Linked DNA regions of Homo sapiens: region 1 is linked to region 2. A link is a loop called in an ENCODE intact Hi-C map of the cell type or tissue named here. Cell type or tissue: IMR-90. All regions are shown on one strand. Each heading gives the region's core, and the rest is flanking DNA. Links, peaks and the distances in the headings are about the cores only.

Region 1 (4,407 bases), core at 222-4,221, 120 kb after region 2:
AGTTGCGGTCATCTCAAGGTTGGACTGGAGTTGCAAGTTTGTCTTCAAGCTCATGTACACGGTTGTTGGCAAGTCTGAGTTCCTCTGGGTTGTTAGGCTGGGGACTTCAGCTCCTGGCGATGAGTTGTCCACCTTTTCAGTGGGCTGCCAACAACGCAGCACTGTGCTTCCCCCAGCTCAAGTGATTTGAGAAAGAGACAAGCAGCACATAAGACAGAAGCAGTCTTTTTATTACTGAAATCTGATGCCATAGCCCATCATTTCTGCCATATTCTGTTCACTAGAAGCAAATCACTATGTGCAGCCCACCCTGGAGAGGAGAGAATCATTGCGGACCATCTTAAAGGCTGCCTAACAATAAGAACCTCCAACATGGCAGACAGCAATGAAACAGGGGGGAGAAGGTATTGTTTCTAGTTGTCTGGAGGGCAATTTGGCAACATATGCAAAACGTTTAACATCTCCTTGGTCCTTGCGGCATAGCAATGTTACCTCTAAGAAATAATGAAGGCCGGGCGCAGTGGCTCACGCCTGTAATCCCAGCACTTTGGGAGGCCGAGGCGGGCGGATCACGAGGTCAGGAGATTGGGACTATCCTGGCTAACACGGTGAAACCCCGTCTCTACTAAAAAATACAAAATATTAGCTGGGCGTGGTGGTGGGCACCCGTAGTCCCAGCTACTCGGGAGGCTGAGGCAGGAGAAAGGCGTGAACCCAGGAGGTGGAGCTTGCAGTGAGCCGAGATCACACTACCGCACTCCAGCCTGGGCGACAGAGCGAGACTCTGTCTCAAAAAAAAAAAAAAGAAAGAAAGAAATAATGAATATAAGGCATGTGTAAAAGATATTACCAGCAGCATAAACTGTAATAGTGAAAATTTAGGGGAAACCTAAACGCCTAGTATGTAAGATAATTAAATAAATTATTGCACATTCCAGGAATACAAAATTTGTAACTGTCAAACATATTTTTGAACAACTTTTAATAACAAGGGCAATTAATTGTAATTGATAGTTTTTGAGGGGATGTATATGTTATATGATGATACATTTTGTAAAACTTAATGCATGCACATATGCATTGAAACCAATTTTGGAAGGATAGAATCCTAAATGTTGACAGTGATTTCTTATGCATGGCAGTGTTGTGGGAACTTTTTGTTTTCATTTCAATCTTTTTCTTTATTTTCTAATTTTCCTATGCTGAGCCTATATTACACAAACAGAAACTATACCCAAGAAAAGAACTATAAAAATACATAAATAATGAATCAATTTTTTAAGAAATCAACAGAAAATGAACTTTGATAGAAATGATGTTGAGACTATCTGCCAAAATATTATATAAAATATAATAATTTTAAAACTGTTATGATTCTTTTTCTATACTCAGTCTGAGAAAGCATGAGCTGAATGGCATTATTGTCCTAAGTATGCAATTATAAATGAAATTTGGGCTAAGGGGAGTGGGAGGTGGTTGCAAGAAAGGATGTCAATAGTCTAACTTTTGTTATTAAAAAATAAATCATTATTTCTTCTTGGATTCCTAAAAAGCAGACAAATCATAGGTTCCTTGGTAGAGGATTACCCTTTTCAGCAGAACATGAATTAAGTGATTTAAGGGGTTGCTTCTGGTCTAAATATAGTGGCTTTGACCAATTTAATTGGAATTCTATGCAGTACTTTTATTTGTAAGAAAGGACGTTAGTTCAGGATATGTGGAGGTTGTTTAAATTCAATCTCTCAAGCCACTCTGAGTGTCTCTCCTTCTGTCAATGGCAGTGCTACACGGGGCCCAAGTGCAGCATGCCTCTTGGTGACTCTCACAGTACTTTCTAAAAGCTCTTTATAATATTTTATTGCTGAGTACCTCCATTTATAAAGGAGGAATTTTGAAATAGAAGATATTTTTAAGACCATCTAATATCATATAAGAATAAGTTGATTCAGATTTGAATTTATTAGCTTCAAGGAACCAAAAACTGAAAAAGGAATAGAAGCAGACGAATACATTCTTTAGCAGGGACTGTGAAAAGCCCCTTAAGAAGTTCCATTATAGCATGCTCTTGTATGATACAAAGTTTAGGTTTCATCTGGCATTCCACAATTGCCCTGTTATGATGGCTTTTAGTAGCTGCCCTACTGTAATGTATCTTTGGAGAGTGTTTATTATATTTTAAAATTTGGATCTGAATCCATCTCCAAACTAAATGCTGACATTCACAAGGGCCTGATTGGCTCTCTCTCAGTCTGGAGAAAGCTCTTATTGTGGTCAACTCAACTGAGCCAACTATTAGCAATGTCAGAACCGTTCTGCAAAGCAGGGCAATACTTAGTTAAAGTGATTCATATTAGCTGAGCATGAGCAAAGAAATCTGAACAGGCTGTTTCAGAGTCCTGGACTGCCAATGAATCCATTGCTTTTGTGAACACAGTGGGAAAAAAAATCAGGGTTCATGCTCCTAAGGCTGTTCAGACTTCTTAGTAAACGTTTCACTGTGTCCCAAGGAGAAGACAGAGTGTTTTAATGTGGGGAATGGAACCTTTTGTGCTGTCTGTTCTGGAGAAAAGAATGTGGTTTCTAAAATATTACTTTTTGAACTTCCTGTACTGTATTTATACAATTCTGTCTCTTTAAAAGGCTAAATTGTGTTATGACTAAACTAGTCACTGATAGACCCAACTTGCTCTGTGAGAGAAGCGTTCTTTAACATATCAGAGCCGTTTCCTTTGTGTGGTGCATTCCTTCCCGAGTCTGTCACTCAGCAAGAGCCGTAGGAGCCATTTGTCCACTGACCAGGCAACACAATTTTTGTTCCACCTGCGAACGTGTTTATGGGTTAGTGGTGAAAAGCTTGGGCATGGAGTGAGACAAAACTGGAATCTAGCCCTGGCTTTGAGTTCACTTCCCTGAGACTCAGTTTCCTCATTGTAACATAAAGAGAATAAGCAATACCTCTTGAGGCAGTTGTGAAGAATAGAGTGTGTGGATAGCATAATGTCTCATAATTGGTAATGGCTCAAAAAATTATAATATGAGATCAGACAGTCAGAATATTTTCTTTCATTTGGAAAATATGCTCAGTTGATTAAAATGCTTCAGTGAATTTTTGAACATTGGCGTATGTTTAAGGCCATCTCCATATATGTTTTGTGAACTCAGAAAAAGATATCAGTGAGAATAGAAAGAACAGATAATGCAATATTTCCCTTTAAAAAACAAAACAAAACAGTAACCCCTAGAACGAAATACATTTTACATTGTGACCTAGTCTGCAATACATATATAGGCCATATGTATAACTGAAATGAAAATTGAAAGAAACCTTTCTTCTATGTGTGAGATACTCTGATACTTTATCTTCTCTTCCCTTCCCTTCTGGTCAGAATCAGCTACGCTGATTTTACACCCACTAATAGTGTATAAAGAACAACTTGAAAAAGATATTGACTCAAATGAGAGTAAATGAATTTATTACACAAATTTGTTTCACATCAGCTATTAAGTCTTATTTTACTTTGATATTTCATAATTTTTAATTCCATTAATGAATGCCTCAGGGAAAGGTGAAAGAAACTAACAATTCATAAGTATACACTGTGTGTCAGATATTACCTATGCTGTTCTACATATATCTCCTCTTTTAACAGTCACAATAATCCTACTGTTACCCCATTTTACAGATAAAGAAATGAAAGTTGAAAGACATAAAGTATCTTACCCAAGAATTCAATCCCATCTATTTTTTATTGTCCCTGAGTACAAGAGGCTAAATAAGCATAAACATCGATAACACTGACATGTCTGTTAGCTTTTACCTCTGGGCTGTTGTACCAAATAGTCATCCCTTTAAACTAAATTATGCATTTTTGACCACTTCAGAATAGAATTTGAGTTTAAATTACAACTCAAAAATAGGTTGGGGAAGATCACATATTAATTCTACAGAATTAATGAAACAGAACTCCCTGTTATGTGACTATTTTATTCTGTGAGTCTAATAGTTTTTTTTAATTTACCCTTAAAATACTTTTAAAAAATACAGTACAGGAACCTATATTCTCTTTTAGTTAAAAATAAACCAAACTTTGATAGTACAGTTATAAACCTAGAAGAATTTTAGTTTGATTCCAGTGTTTGAAAGCATGATCAAACTCCAAGTTTATTTTTTCATAGTTTTTTTTTCTCCTACAGATTCTTCTCCACAATGGATTAACCACAGACATTTGAAGTCATACTGTTTAAATATCTTTGAATTATTTTTGTTTAAAAATGTCAATGGGTACGATAGGAAAAGTACATTTTTTTCCCTGTAACTTCAAAACAACTGAACAGAACCTTTGGACTTAAACCAAGAATTGAATGTTTTAGCTTTAAGAAGATTTTCTTCTCTGAAAAGTAATGAAT
Region 2 (4,407 bases), core at 101-4,100:
CAGTAGATAACTGATATCAGAGATCAGATGGCACCCACTTCCCAGGCTTTGGTGCTGTGTACTCTCCTAGGCCTTAGTTCTGGAAAACGATGGGTGGTTACCTCAATTGAATGAGATTTGGTTAGTGCCATCCAGATAGAATGGGGAAGAAAAATATAAATTTTGCTGAGCAACAAAATGAGAAATATTTAGAATATTGTACTACTTGTCAACTTGTGAATTTGTGGACCATAATTGATACCATCTATATATCATTAGTGTTTCTGAAACTATGAAACTAGTTTATGCATCTGGCACAACAAAGAAAACATATTTTGCTCATTTCTACTCCCCCAAAAAAACCAAATAAACAAACCTAGAAATGTAAAAGAGTATCATGCATAAAGTGAATATTCTCGGTCCCTTCTTACCTCATAACTTATACGTGTACACTGGTTCTGCTCCATAGATGTAAGACCTGTGGATGAATATTTTTCACCCTTTTAGGGGCCATTATAGTATCTTCATTTGAGGTTGGAAAACAGAAGAAAATACAATTCTACTTGTACCAGTTTAATTTTCATATTAAGATTTTATACTTATTTTAAACAAACTATGAAACTTACCAAGTTCCCCCATCATGACCTGCCTCAGCAATATGAAAATATTTTTGCAGAACTCTGACCAGAAATATATGGATTTTTTTGTTTTAATGTCACTCATGCAGCTTCAATGATGCATGAAGTTATGAAAATCTCGGGAGGGGGAGAAATCTACTAATGCACAAGTGATGTTAATTCAACAAGGGGCCATTTAATGTTGTTTAATGACTGGAAATTATGTTAAGGTCAAATAAACTGAGGGCCCTGGTTCAAAAGACAGTCGCAAGCAAACTGGAATTATAGTAAGCAAGATAGTTCCTCCCAGCTGCTTAGATTTTCTTTTCCTGGAAGAACTTAATATATCCTTCAATCCCTGAATTGCGGTGGAGTTTGAAAACGAGGAAAGAATAACAGGAGACTATAAATTGATTTGATTTACAGTAATGCAAGTAAAAGATCTTTCATTTCATTTTCCCTTGGAGAAACAATACTTCTATCAGTATAGACATCTATTTTGAAGCAATTCTGCAACTACATGGCCCATAAATTCCTCATAATATATTTCACAATTATTAATAATGATAACTTTAGTCTATGAAATGGAACTTTTGGAAACGGTTGAATCACTGAAGGTGGAGAGATTTCTGCTTTCATTATGGGCTTTATCTTCTGTTATCACTCAAGGCATTAAAATGAAATAAAATTTAAAATTCAGTTTCTTAGTTGCACTAGCCACATTTCAGGAGCTCAGAAGCCACACATGGCCAGAGGTTTTTGTCTGGATAATGCAGAAGTAGAAAATTTCTGTCATCAAAGAAAGTCCTATTGGACAGTACTGCTCCACATCTATGGCAATATATCAGGAGGGGTGAAAATCTGAAATGTTACTGCCACAGTTTTATTCTTTACTGACTACGTAAAACAAAACTTTTCTGTTAAGAGCATGTTTATAGTAACACCATGACTAACATACTACTGATTTTCCAGTTCTGACGAGCTGACTGGCCGACTGAATGAATTTTTACTGATCTTAATGTAGTATGAAAGGAACAACTAAAATAAAATATGGTTTATTCTGCTGATTTGAAGTTAATGAGGGTTTTTTATATGAAAATGTAAATGTTGATTACATATTATTCTTGTCTTAGCATGCAGATACAAACCACAGTTATAAAGAAGAGAACCCAATTCTTCACCAAAATTTTAGTTTCTTTTCTTTTTTTTAGCATTTATTCTGTCTGTACTAAAAAAGAATTTGTGAAGATGCTAGCACAAATATTTATATATACTCAGTGTATTTAAAGTGTCTTCTTATACATTTTGTAATCAAATAATCTGCAATGTTCTGTGTACTCACATAAGGAATTTTGGGGTCCAACGTATTTGAAGTTTTCATATTGAGTCAGTTGAGAGGCCAGTTCATTTTAGAGACTAATCTTTATGTCTGTAATCTCTACTTTTTCCTGTGTTTATAGTTGAAATCCAGTTCTACTGAAAGTTTGTGGAATAATGACTTACACTAAGGAAGTGAGTCAGTGTCTCCAAGAAATAAAAGGATTAAATTCTGAGTATAGTAATGCCCATTGGTTTCTAAGTGTAGAACTGTGTGGTGAGAGAGAGAAAGTCGTTATGGAGGGAGAGAAGAGGGAGAGTTGTTATGGAGGAAGAGAAAGTTGTTATGGAGGAAGCTGTATGAATCCTGGAAGTCCAAATACACTCCTAAATGTATGATGACTTTGAAGATGGGTTAAAAAATAAGATGTACTTTTTTAGTGACATAAGTATCCATACTTAAAATGAGAATAATGTAGATTCTCTACTTATGTAAGTAGAGGCATTCTTATTTATTTGGAAGATTTGTTAAGTCTAGTATCTATTTCTAAATCAGGTTTTTTTTTTTTTTTTGGTATTGGTATTTCTCCTAATGCTATCCCTACCTCCCCTAGCCCCTGACCCCAGATATTTTTAAGAGGAACTCTTTTGTTGTTCATTTGAGTAAGCAGTGAATGCTATTTTCTCTTTACTTTTTAAATTAAATGCATTTTCATCATTTTGAGTTTTTAAAAAAATGTTCAAAATATAGTTAACAGCATATAAATTGGTACCACTCTTTCAGCAATTGCTCTACACATGTGAAAAAGTCAAGCCACGTTTTCCTAAGGTACCCATTCTCTTTCAAAACATTTTTTAATGCCTGCGATTCTCTTTTTCCTAGGGCTGATGGGGTAAAATGAAGATTTGGTGAAAGTGAAATATGGTCAAAGTTTCCTCTCAAACATAGAATTTTATGGCAGTAAAAGAAAAGCAGGAGTCACTATATTTATGCATTTGGCTTCCTGATTTTAAGGGTGAGATGATGTTTCTTAACCTTCAGTAGCAGTTCTCTTTTGCATTGCAGCTGTAATATATGTATTGTAGTTAGCGATTGTTACATTCAAATTCATTTTTAAAAAATTTTCTAGATTGATTATTCAAAAGCCCTGTGAGAAAATTACTCGCCTTATGTTTTCTTTTGAAACATACTTAAAAATCTAGGTTAAAAATATAAACCTCTTAAGAAGAATGAATATGTGGTTATGTAGGATACTTCCTGGAAATTCTTAATGGCCTTTACTAACAAAAAAAAATGCAATACTGAAGCCTCTGCTCCCAGGCTCAGGTGATCTTCCCACCTCAGTCTCCCAAGTAGCTGGGGCTATAGGCGCATGCCACTATGCTGAGCTAATTTTTTTTTTTTTTTGTAGAGGCGGGGGTTTTGCCATGTTGCCTAAATTTGTGAGCTCAAGAGATCTGCCTACCTGGGCTGCCCAAAGTGCTGGGATTATAGACATGAGCCACTGTGCCTAGCCAGTAATCTTAATAAACAGATATTTCATTAATAACTTTTTTCTAAAACAATTTTTATGTGTATTTATTTTAATGATTAAAATGCTATGCCTTAAGCAATACATTTATATAAGATATAGCAGTAAAATTATGCATTTGGAACACTAATCTTAGAAATTGGTGTATTGGTTTAATTACTTTGATTTATTAATGTCTATTTCTGTGCCTGATACTTGAGAATGAAAGGAAGTATATATTCATTGAACATGGTACATAGTACATATTCTGTGTATCAGATACTCTTCCAAGTCGCTTTATGTATGTTATTGCATTTAATTCTCACATAAACTTTACAGTTATTAATCCATTTTACAGACAAAGAAACCAAGAGTTAAAGAGGTTATGATTTGCCCAAGAGTATTCAGTTAAAATATACCAATGGTAAGAGACAAACCCTGAGTTTGTTATTCTAGAGCCTTCACTCCTAACCACTGTATTACCGAGGTCAGTAGTGTCCTCATTATACAAGGAAGAAAAAAGAGACTCACAAAAAACAAGTAACTTGTCCAAAATAGAGTAAATGGTGGAAAAAGTTTTCAACTGAGTCTCTCTAACTTCAAATTTTAGCCCATTTTACTATGCCACACAGGGGTTGACAAATCAGATTGGGGAAAGAAGAGGTTATAGACCATCAGAAGTGCATAAGAAGGGTTCATAGGATAGGCAAAGACCTGCCTGGAGAACCCATGTCTGTTTAACCTTTCAGTGCATAGAAACTTGCCATATGGGCTTAGAAGTCAGCTTGTGTCTATGGGCCCTTTTTCTATAGTGATACTGAGAACACTCTAGAAGCAATGATCATGAATGCTCTTGCATAAGGCGTGTATTTTCACTTCAGTAAGAAAACAGTGAGGCCCAGAAGATTGTTTGCAGGTCAGTAATTGTTGCTTGTGGTGCTTGTTTGGAGTCAATACGGGGCCTGGTCTTCTACTTGCACATG

The links. Hi-C counts contacts between places; a loop is a spot of excess contacts. Peaks named below come from ENCODE experiments on the same cell type or tissue, not always from the same donor. Only the 100,000 strongest peaks of a DNase experiment are listed, where the experiment ranks them.
Region 1: a loop joins it to region 2, with 2.3 times the contacts of the local background. A loop is called at or near these places in 1 of 110 quality-filtered maps.

The regions. Positions count from the first base shown.
Region 1 is chr4:173,915,035-173,919,441 of GRCh38, forward strand. All of the region lies in intron 1 of LINC02269 (long intergenic non-protein coding RNA 2269), which reads left to right. Among named protein-coding and RNA genes, the nearest start is that of LINC02269, 20 kb to the left of the region's middle. In IMR-90, for the core only: no CTCF peak of the experiment used is centred there; DNase peaks (open chromatin) are centred at 2,357 and 2,717; H3K27ac peaks cover 481 bases.
Region 2 is chr4:173,792,725-173,797,131 of GRCh38, forward strand. No RefSeq gene overlaps it. Among named protein-coding and RNA genes, the nearest start is that of LINC02269, 100 kb to the right of the region's middle. In IMR-90, for the core only: no CTCF peak of the experiment used is centred there; DNase peaks (open chromatin) are centred at 1,547 and 2,097; H3K27ac peaks cover 172 bases.